Regions from separate parts of the Homo sapiens genome. Here region 1 is linked to region 2. Evidence: read pairs that join two places in POLR2A ChIA-PET (ENCODE). Cell type or tissue: MCF 10A. All regions are shown on one strand. Links, peaks and the distances in the headings refer to the core of each region. The heading gives the core; the rest is flanking DNA.

Region 1 (5,387 bases), core at 197-5,196, 66 kb before region 2:
CTGCTGTACAATAGATCCTGAAACCTATTCCTCCTGCCCTCTGAAACTTTGTGCCCTTTTGATCAGCAACTCCTCATTCCCTCCCTTTTCCCCTGACACCCCACAGCCTCTGGTAACTGTCATTCTATTCTCTACTTCAATGAGTTCAACTTACTAGATTCCACATATGAGTAAGAGCATGTGGCATTTGTCTTTCTGTGCCTCGTTTTCTTCACTTAGCATGAGTTCTCCAGATTCATTCATGTTGTTGCAAATGACAGGATTTCCTCCTCTTCTAAGGCAGACTGGTATTCCATTGTGTATATACACCACATTTAGAAAAATCCATTCATCTTTTGAAGGACACTTAGGTTGTTTCCATATCTTGGCTATTGTGAATAATGCTGCAGTGAACATGGGAGTGTGGTTATCCCTTCTCCCTATCGATTTCCTTTCTTTTGGATATATACCCAGAAGTGAGATTACTGGATCATATGGTAGTCTATTTTTAGTTTTTTGACGAACCTCCATGCCTTTTTCCATAATGGTTGTACTAATTTACACTCCCCCCAACAGTGTTTAAGAGTTTCTTTCTCTCCAGATCCTCTCTAACACTTGTTATCGTTCATCTTTTCGATAACAGCTATCCTAACAGCTGTGCACTGATACATTGTTGTGGTTTTAGTTTGCATTTCTCTAATGATCAGTGATGCTGAGCATTTCTTCATGCACCTATTGGCTATTTGTATGCCTTCTTTTAAAAAATGGAACATTTCCTTTTGAGGGATTTTGGATTTCTCCTGAGTGCCAAATGAATGAAGCACTAAATGTGTAAAACTGAATACATACTGAGGGCAACAAGCTGTAGGAGTGTATTTCAGTTAAAAAGCCATACGTTTAGAAATTTTAAAGAAAAGCTGATTATTTCCCACACAGCATCTGCTCATTCCAGTTACCCGAGTGGGTAATTAAAGTACCATTCTTTATTACTAATCTGCCAGTAGTCCCCTTAACCACTCTCCCTACATGAAAATCTTTGAAATTGGGTCAATCATGAGAACCTTAGATTTTAGACTTTTAGTTCAAATTTGCTTTTTTTTTTTTTTTTTAAGGTAAACCAAAGGTCTTCAGCTCTATTTTCTTTTCACATTCTAGATAAGCTGTTGCCAGGTGATGCAGGAGCCCTTTGGTTGCACCTGATGCATTATTGTGAAGCATGTACAGCACCCAAAATGCCAGAGTTCATTCTGTACGCTTTCCATAGCACGTACCGGAAACTGCCATGGAAGGACCTGCACCCTGACCAGATGCTCATGGAGGCCTTCTTCAAAGTAAGCCCTTCATTCCCGGCATCGCAGCCTAGAGAGATCTGGCTTCTAGGGAGCAGCCTGGTCACTGTGGTTGTTAGGCATAGTGGCAGTGTGTGCTAGCGTGGACCATGAATACATTCTGTGTTGCCTCGGTGGTGCCTGTGGAAAACAGTGTCTTGTGGAAGTCATTTTATCGTGTTAAAACATCTACAGGACCATTTTTAAAACCCAGAGAAAGATTTTATCTATAATATGTCAGTCATCCCCTAGACTTTGTCACGTGTGAGTACGTAGTTTAATGCCTCCGTTATGCTTAATCTTGGTTGTTATTGATGTGTTTGTGTCATTACAGTTTGTGTCAACAACTGCTTATCGTTAAATGTCCTATTAAAGCAAATGTAAATTGGTACTGAAGCTATTAGTTTCTTTTAGCAGTTATGCAAGTGAATAATTTGATTATAGGAGATAAAATGCATTGTGACAACCGATGATGCATCATAATCGTGTGCAGACCTGAAATGACTTAAAAAAAGAGAGTGCATGCGAGTCTTTGCAGTAGAAGCAATGGTTACAAAACCAGAAAACAGAGAGTGTAGTGTAACTTACATACTAGTCAGGCATTTGGAGCTGTTGTTGTTTTTCTTCTTTTTTTTTTTTTTAATTACACTCTTGTCTTAGGTTTTTATGGTAGTTTCAGTTCATTTGTTCATAGTCTCATCAGTTAGTGTTTACTCTTACTGTCACATTTATTGTTGAGACACCTTAAGTGCTTTGATACAGATCTACAGTTATTTATGAAGGTTAGCAAAATATACTTAACTTTTTTAGTGCCCTTAATGGAACCCCATCTGTGCTGCTCTTGTCAGCCACTCAGTAGCTGAAATGCAAGAAAAGCTGAGGGCAGTTGTTCTAGAGAAATCCCAGGCTTAAGAATGATTTTATAGCTAGATTTAGTATATGAGACGGGCATTAAGTAAATATTTATCACCATTATGAACATACTAGAGAAAGGTGGTTTAAAGAACTATAAGATGGAGTTTTAAAAAGGATGACCTTAACTATAAGACAGATTAGATAGTAGCACAGCCTGTTAAGGGATGCTGTAGACTCTGTCTCTAGGAGTTTTATTCTAATGGCAGATGACCCTGACCACCCCAGAAGCTGGGGATCTTTTAATTCTTTGTGTCTTGTTGGCATAATAAACTATATTTTTTTGGTGGGGTTGAGGATGAGGATAGAGAACAGATTATAATGGACAATGAAGAATCATTTTCTAAAAGGAAGAGAATTAGTAGTTAGCATAATATAATAACAGTAATGACAAGAAATGAATCATCACCAAATTCCATTGATCATGATTTTATAAATAGACTAGAGCTTTTAATCTTCATTTTGAAAGGAAAAATTCATGAGTAGCCATGTTTTATTTTAAACAAATTAGAAGTATTTAAATAGCTTGTAAGAGATCTTTGAGGTTTCTTATATACTTTATAGTACATCTGTTCCTCATTCTCTAATTTTTTTTTTTTTTTTGAGACGGAGTCTTGCTCTGTCACCCAGGCTGGAGTGCAGTGGCACGATCTTGGCTCACTGCAAGCTCCTCCTTCCAGGTTCTCGCCATTCTCCTGCCTCAGCCTCCCAAGTAGCTGGGACTACAGGTGCCCACCACCATGCCCAGCTAATTTTTTATATTTTTAGTAGAGATGAGGTTTCACCATGTTAGCCAGGATGGTCTCAATCTCCTGATCTTGTGATCCACCTGCCTTGGCCTCCCAAAGTGCTGGGATTACAGGTGTGAGCCACTGCACCCGGCCTCTCATATTTTAAATAGAATTTAAACATGCAGTCATCAAAAATTGTAAAGACTAATAATACGGAGACATTGTTATAATACAGCATTACATTAAAAAGGGAATATAGGCCGGGCGCGGTGGCTCACGCCTGTAATCCCAGCACTTTGGGAGGCTGAGGTGGACAGATCACCTGAGGCTGGGGGTTCAAGACCAGCCTGACCAACATGGAGAAACCCGGACTCTACTAAAAATAAAATAAAAAATAAGCAATAAAATAATAAAATAAAAAATTAGCTGGGCATGGTGGCAGGCACCTGTAATCCCAGCTACTCAGGAGGCTGAGACAGGAGAATTGCTTGAAGCCAGGAGGCGGAGGTTGCGTTGAGCCAAGATCGTGCCATTGCGTTCCAATCTGGGTAACAAGAGTGAAACTCCATCTCAAAAAAAAAAAAAAAGGAAAAAGGAAAAAGGCAATATAAATAATATACACTAGTGTAGTGGATCTCAAAGTAGTGTGGTCCCTGGGACAGCAGCATCAGCATTACCTGGGAACTTACACATTCTGGCTCCCAACCCATACCTGCAAAATTAAAAGCTCTAGGGGTAGGCCCAGCAGTCTGTTTTAATATACCTTCCATTTAGTTCTGATGCACACTTAAGTTTGGGAACTACTGACTAGTAAATTTCAACTTTGCCCTGTCCTGGCACACCTGAGGATTCTGATACACTCCCTGCAGCTCCAGTGACTTACTGTGGCAGCGATTCTCCACCCAGGTTGGGGTTAGGGAAGGTCATTCCTCGCTTATTAAGAATGATTGGAATAAATGCTGAAATCTGAACAGACAAACTAAAATATACACACATACACTGTGGAAGGAAAGATATTACAAATATTAAGTCTAAATCTCTAGGAGGTGGGATTCTAAGTGATATAATCTGGGGAAAAAGTGTTTTTTAAAAACATAATTATGAAACAATTTACATACATTTTCCAGATACATAGATAGCACAAGGCAACAGAATGATTTTAATTCATTTTCTTTTAGGTGGAACGAGGAAGCCCCAAGAGCTGTTTCTTATTTTTGGGGTCTGTACTCTGTGAAGTCAACTGGGTTAGTGTGCTCTCTGATGCCTGGAATTCCAGTCCCCACCCAGAAACCCGCAGCATGATTGTCTGCCTCCTTTTCATGATGATTTTATTGGCAAAGGAAGTTCAACTGGTAGACCAAACAGTAAGTTTGGGAAGCTTATGGCAAAAATTCGGCAAGGCTGCTTAGATCTTTGCTTTCTACTAGGTCGTAGTTTTTCATTTGTTTTTCCAGTGCCCCTATCAGTGTGAACAGATGCTTGGCATATGAGATGTACCTTTAACCAGATGCCTGATTTTCTTGGATAGCTCATTATCTGATTCTAAATTATGCAAAGAACCACACTGAGTTAGAATGTATTAATCAACTTTATTTTGTATCTCATTAATATCTACTTCAATCTCTTGTATGCTTCTTGAAGTCAATTTTGGCATGTCCCACCAGAACAGGGAGTTCTTTTGAAAGAAAAGAACCTGGGTTCCAGATACTCAATACATCTTAATATGAATGTGTTTTTGCCAAAAGTTTGGTTATTGCTTTCACTAGTACTCCTAACTCGAGTAGATACTTACTTGATATCATAACTGTTCTGTGCTTACCATAGGCCATCTTAGTAGTTATTCCACAGACTAGTTAGCAACACATATTTCTGGAAAAATTGGGGCTCTGGAACTAAAGGAATATGTGTTTTATTTTTAGGATTCACCTTTACTTAGTCTCCTTGGACAGACAAGCTCACTTTCATGGCATCTTGTGGATATTGTGTCGTACCAGAGTGTGCTAAGTTATTTCAGCAGCCATTACCCGCCGTCCATCATCCTGGCAAAAGAATCTTATGCTGAATTAATCATGAAGCTCCTAAAAGTGTCTGCGGGCCTTTCTATTCCTACTGACAGCCAGAAGCATCTTGTAAGTTGAGAGGTAGTTTAAAAGGCAGAGACTGTTCCTGGAGATTGGTAGCAGCATAAGTGCTACAAAGGACAGTCGAAGCTAGGAAGTGCTCAGCAGAGGAAGTCGGAGGATGTGTATTATCATATACTCATCTTTTGGCCTTGTAGATCTTTTGGGTTGAGTTCTCCCTTTGGGTGAACTTTTACTTACTAGCAATGTCACATGTCGATGAAAGGTCAAAAGGATTGAGGGCTGCCAGCAAGCTGCTGGTTTCATGATCTGAATGTCATTGGCAGCAGAATAGCAGGGAGGAAGGGAGGTTGGTA
Region 2 (5,387 bases), core at 142-5,141:
ATTTACTTTCACTCTATCTGTATAATTATATTCAAAGTGGGTCCCATTCACAGCATATCTTTAAATCTTACTTTTGTTTTTAAGCCATTACAACAAGCTCTGCTATTTCTTTTTTTTTAGCTAATTGGAAATTTTTGCCTATTAACATTTAATATTATTCTGATTATATTTTGATACACCATTTTATTTGTTTTCTTTTTTGCCCCTCTGATTTTTGTTCTTCTGTTACTTCTTTCTTGTCTTTTTTTTTTTTTTTACAGAAGCTCTTTATTTTGTTTAAATTTTAGATTTACATAAAAGTTGCAAAAATAGTACAGAGAGTTCCTGTATACCTCTCACCCAGTTTCTGCTGAAGTTAACATCTTACATTATCACAGTACATTCATCACAACTAAGAAACTAACATTAGTACACTACTATTAATTAAGTGCCAGACTTTATTCAGATTTCTTTGTTTCTTCACAAATAACCCCTTTTTCCTGTTTCAGGAGCCAATCTAGGGTACCATATTGCATTTAGTGCCTTTTAGAAATTATTATTTGGACATGTTTTAGAATTCCAGTTTAATTTACATATTAATGTTTTTTCTATATATTATTGTAGTTTTTACCCAATGTCCGCTCTAAGAATCACGATATACATTCTTAACTTTTTATAATCTGATTTGAGTTTACATTGTCCCACTTTGCATAAAATATGCAAACCTTGCAATCGTATAGGTCCTCTTATACCTGCCCCCAGCATTCCTTTGTGTTATGATTACCATATGACATTTATATACATTATGCATCCTACAATGCAAGGTCATAATTTTTGCCTTGAATAGTGATATATATTGGAAAGGAATTAGGCTGGAAAAGCAGTTTTTTCTATTTGCTAGTTTTGATGTTCTTCATGTCTAAAGATCCATATTTTCATTTGATATCATTTATCTTCAGATAAAGAACTTTCTTTAGCATTTCTTATAATAAAGGTCTGCTAGTGATAAATTCTCTTAGTTTTCTTTTATTTGGAAAGTCTTTATTCTGCTTCATATTTGATAGATATTGCTTTTAGTGCTTTGAGAATGTTGGTTCACTGTGTTGGCCTCCATTGCTTCTGATATAAGAAATCAACAGTCATTTGACTCATTATTCTCCTCTGTGTAATGTGCTGTTTTTCTCTGCATGCTTTTGACACTTTGCCATTCATTTGACTCTAATGTGCCCAGGCATGTTTTTCTTTTATTTAACTTGATTGGGATTTGCTGAGCTTCTTAGATTTGTAAATTTATGTCTTTTGCCAAATTTGGGGACTTTTTGGCCATTATTTATTCAAATAATTTTTTTCTACCCCATGTCCTCTGTTCTTCTAGGAGTTCAATTGTAGGTATGTTAGACCTTTCAATACCACCCTTTAGGTACTATCATTTTTATCTCTGTCTTTCAGATTGGATATTTTCTGTTGATCTCTCTTTAGATTCACCTACTCTTTCATCTGTTTTAAAAAATTATGTTAAGCCCCATCCAGTTAATTTTTTAAAATTAGATACTGTATTTTTTAGTTATAGAATTTCCATTTGATTATAATTTTAGGCGTCTCTATTTAGGTGATGATACTAACTATGTTTTAATCATTATAAGCACATTTTTCCTTATGTCATTTAGTATAGTAAGAATTGCCATTTTAAAATAAATTTCTATTAATTTCAATATCTGTGTCATCTTGAGCTTGACTTTTGCCTATTATATTTACTCTTGAGAATACATCACATCTTCCTGTCTCTCAATATGTCAAGAAATTTTGGATTGTACTCTGGATATTGTGAATGTCATATTGTGGAGACTGGATTCAGTTGTATTCTTTCAAAGAGTTTTGAATTTTTCATTTTAATGAGAAATTAACTTGTTATGGTTCAAACTGCAAATTCTGTTTTTTTCTGAGTGGCCCCTCATATCTGCTTTTTGTTCTTTCACCCTTAGATAGGGTGCTTACAATCTCTGCTGTACATGGGTGTTTGGGGGTCAGGCAAAAATTGGGGCAGACTTTATACATGGAATTTGGGATTTTCTTTCTCTGGCTCTCTCCCTTTGAGGATTCTCCCTCACTTTCTAGCAGCTGGGGTTGCCCTCAAACTCTGTCTGCCAGTTCTTCAGGCCAGAAAGATGGTGAGTTTCTTCTCAGTTTTAGCTGCCCCTCAGGACAGTGACTGCAGCTGACCATCAGGCCAAAAGTGGTAAAAACAGGAGAATAACCTCCTACTAACCCTTTCTTCCAAGTGTTAACTTCCCCCTGGAGCCTGCTTGCTGTTGTATACTCTCCAGGGCCTTCAGATAGATTTTGTCCTCTCCCAACCCCTGAGTTTATAGTTGTTATTGGCAGGAAGCTCAGTACAGTAAGCGTTTACTCAGCCATACCAGAAGTGGAACTCGATCCAGATCCTGATTCCTAGCCACTGAGTTGTACTGACTGTCACATAGTAAAATGGCTCTTCTGGCCTCATCCCATATTTTATAAAGGATCATTGCTCTGAGAAATGTCTCAAATGATAGGTTTTCAGATATTATGTAAGGCTGATAATGTCTTTGGAGATAGGGACTTTTCTCAATGCTTTTCAAATTACAATGCCCAGTCCATCTATAGACAAGCACCTCCACCACCACCTCCTTTTTTTCCTATAGAGAAAGTAATGACTCTGTACATAAACAGGAGATACTGACTCATGAAGGGCTAAGCTGGCCTCTGTGAGTGACTCACTATGCCTTAAGAGACTGGGGGAAGGGGCCATGTGGTCAGGCCACCTACTAATGCTGGGTTCTGACTTGACTAGATTTAGAGCAAATTGACCCTGATTTGGGAAAGGTATAAACTTGATTTACCAGGTCATTAGAAGACATTTTCTGTTCACTTTTATTTACCATCAAGAGAGCATGAGATCCTAGGATGTGATTAGAAATGAGCAAATAAATGCAATTTGAATTAAGTCATTCAGTCATGCAGAGTGAGGGTGGGGCAGAAGGTGAGGAGAGGCAGTAGGACAGTGTGGGGAAAGGTATTGGGCACAAGTGGGCCCTGTTGGGCTTAGTCCCCACCTCCTCCCTTCTCTGGGCACTGGGGTGGGGTTGGAAGTTTGGATGTAGCTGGAAAGGACCAGAGACTTTTTTTTTTGTTTTTTGTTTTTGAAATGGAGTCTTGCTCTGTCGCCCAGGCTGGAGTGCAGTGGTGTGGTCTCAGCTCACTGCAATCTCTACCTCCCAGGTTCAGGAGAATCTCCTGCCTCAGCCACCTGAATAGCTGGGACAACAGGTGCATGCCATCATGCCCGGCTAATTTTTGTATTTTATTAGAGATGGGGTTTTGCCATGTTGGCCAGGCTGGTCTTGAACTCCTGACCTCAAATGATCCACCTGCCTCGGCCTCCCAAAGTGCTAGGATTACAGACGTGAGCCACCATGCCTAGCCTGAACCAGAGTCATAAAGATCAGTGCCAGTACTTGTTGTAGCTTCAGTCTTCCCTGACTGGAGAGTGTTGGGGACTTGGATTGTTGTGGGGAGTCTCCAAGGAAGGGCCACTCCATCACATCAGCACTCCACCAAGGGAGGATCACAGGGAACAGGAGGCAAGGCAGGAAGAGCTGGGGGTAGGAGGGAGTGGACACTGCAGGGTGAGGTGCCACAGGACAAAACCATCCTTGCTGCCCCCTGTCAACCCTTCCGCCATCAGAGCTGATGAGGCAGGACCCAGAGAGCCCTCAGAGAGTGTGATAAAGCTCAGCCCTCCCTAGGGTGGGCACTGCTCCTCCCTCTCAGGAGAGCCCTGAAGGGGGTGGATGCCAAAGCTGTCCCCTGGTGGCTGTAACTGCCATCTGAACTCCTACCAGCTGGCCTTCCTTCCTGTGGACTAAGTGGCTTCAGCTGCACACAGTGACCTTCAGGAGGAGAAATGCAGTTTCCTGTACCCCTTCCTCCTGGGAGTGGGACTGTAAGTGATTAAGGGAGTAGGAGAAGGGAAGGAACAGGGGGATTAAAGACTGGGAAAGGAATGGAAGGGAGGGAGGGGAATGAATAAAACTGACAGGAATGACAAGAGGGTGTGTTGTGCAATTGTCACAAATTCTGGGTTGCACACTAAGCTCAGTGCCATCCCTTCTTCCCTGGCACTACCTTCTCCTCCAAGTTTGGGCAGGTCCTTTTCCTGCTGGTTTCCTGTTTCATAACTGTCAAGTTTTGCTCACCAGCACCCTCCATCAAATGTTTAAAAGCCAATTACTGGGAAGGCCAAGGGAGGAGGATTGCTTGAGCTCAGGAGTTCGAGACCAGCCTGGACAACATAGTGAGACCCTGTCTCAAAAAACAAACACACAGGGCCGGATGTGGTGGCTCACGCCTGTAATCCTAGCACTTTGGGAGGCTGAAGTGGGCAGATCACTTGAGGTCAGGAGTTCAAGAACAGCCTGGCCAACGTAGTGAACCTTGTCTCTACTAAAAATACAAAAATTAGCCAGGTGTGGTAGCACGCACCTGTAATCCCAGCTACTTGGGAGGCTAAGGCAGGAGAACTGCTTGAACCCAGGAGGCAGAGGTTGCAGTGAGCTGAGATCGTACCACTGCACTCCAGCCTGGGTGACAAAGCGAGACTCCATCTCAAAAAAACCGAAAAACAACCCCCCATTCAAAACACAAAAACCCAAACACACAAAACAAAAAAATTTAAGAAAGTAGGAGGAAGATGCTTTGGAGTCTATACACCACCTCTTTCAAAAATGCTCACCTGAATTTCCTGCAACCAGTGTTCCCTCCTTCCAAACAGGTATCAAGACGCTCACCTTTTAAGAGGCTTGCCCTAACTGGAGTGCTGGAGTCTGAACTTTCTTTGAACATCGTTTGATCTCAGATGCAGCCAGTCCTGTGCACAGCCTGATGGGATGGAATGTTCAGGATCATCATGTGATTCCCCTGGGTGGCCTAGCTGAGGGACACAAATTTCCCCAGGCAGAGAAGACAGCACAGGAGGAAGAAGCTCCAATATCGAGAGTGAGAGGGCTGCAAATTCGTCAAGAGCTGGCACCTCCAACCAAAAATGTGCAGTTATCGATCAATAAAACCAGCTTTTGTTTTAATTTTTGACTTTTTGATTTTTAGTTTTTTCCTCCCCAGCCATCATGGTGCTGCATGCCCATTGTAGAAATCTGAGAAAATGATAAAGAGGTTGATGAAAACTGTCTATGAAGTTACTACCCACTGTATTTTTCATCTATTTTTTTCTTTTATACCTGAGATAAAATAGTGTATACTATTTTTTTTTTTATTTTTGTGAGAGAGGGTCTTACTGTGTTGCCAAGGCTGGTCTTGAACTCCAGGGTCCTCCTGCCTCAGGCTCCTGAGTAGCTGAGATTACAGGTATGCAC

What was found. Peaks named below come from ENCODE experiments on the same cell type or tissue, not always from the same donor. Only the 100,000 strongest peaks of a DNase experiment are listed, where the experiment ranks them.
Region 1: POLR2A ChIA-PET joins it to region 2 with 5 read pairs; 2 of 35 experiments call an interaction of 5 or more read pairs at or near these places.

What each region holds. Positions count from the first base shown.
Region 1 is chr18:45,866,490-45,871,876 of GRCh38, reverse strand. It overlaps EPG5 (ectopic P-granules 5 autophagy tethering factor), which reads left to right. Exons shown (of 44, transcript NM_020964.3): 36 at 1,135-1,310; 37 at 4,129-4,314; 38 at 4,870-5,079. Among named protein-coding and RNA genes, the nearest start is that of SIGLEC15, 44 kb to the right of the region's middle. In MCF 10A, for the core only: no CTCF peak of the experiment used is centred there; no DNase peak of the experiment used is centred there.
Region 2 is chr18:45,800,293-45,805,679 of GRCh38, reverse strand. It overlaps a transcript of EPG5 not described here. Among named protein-coding and RNA genes, the nearest start is that of SIGLEC15, 23 kb to the left of the region's middle. In MCF 10A, for the core only: no CTCF peak of the experiment used is centred there; DNase peaks (open chromatin) are centred at 2,399, 2,729 and 4,159.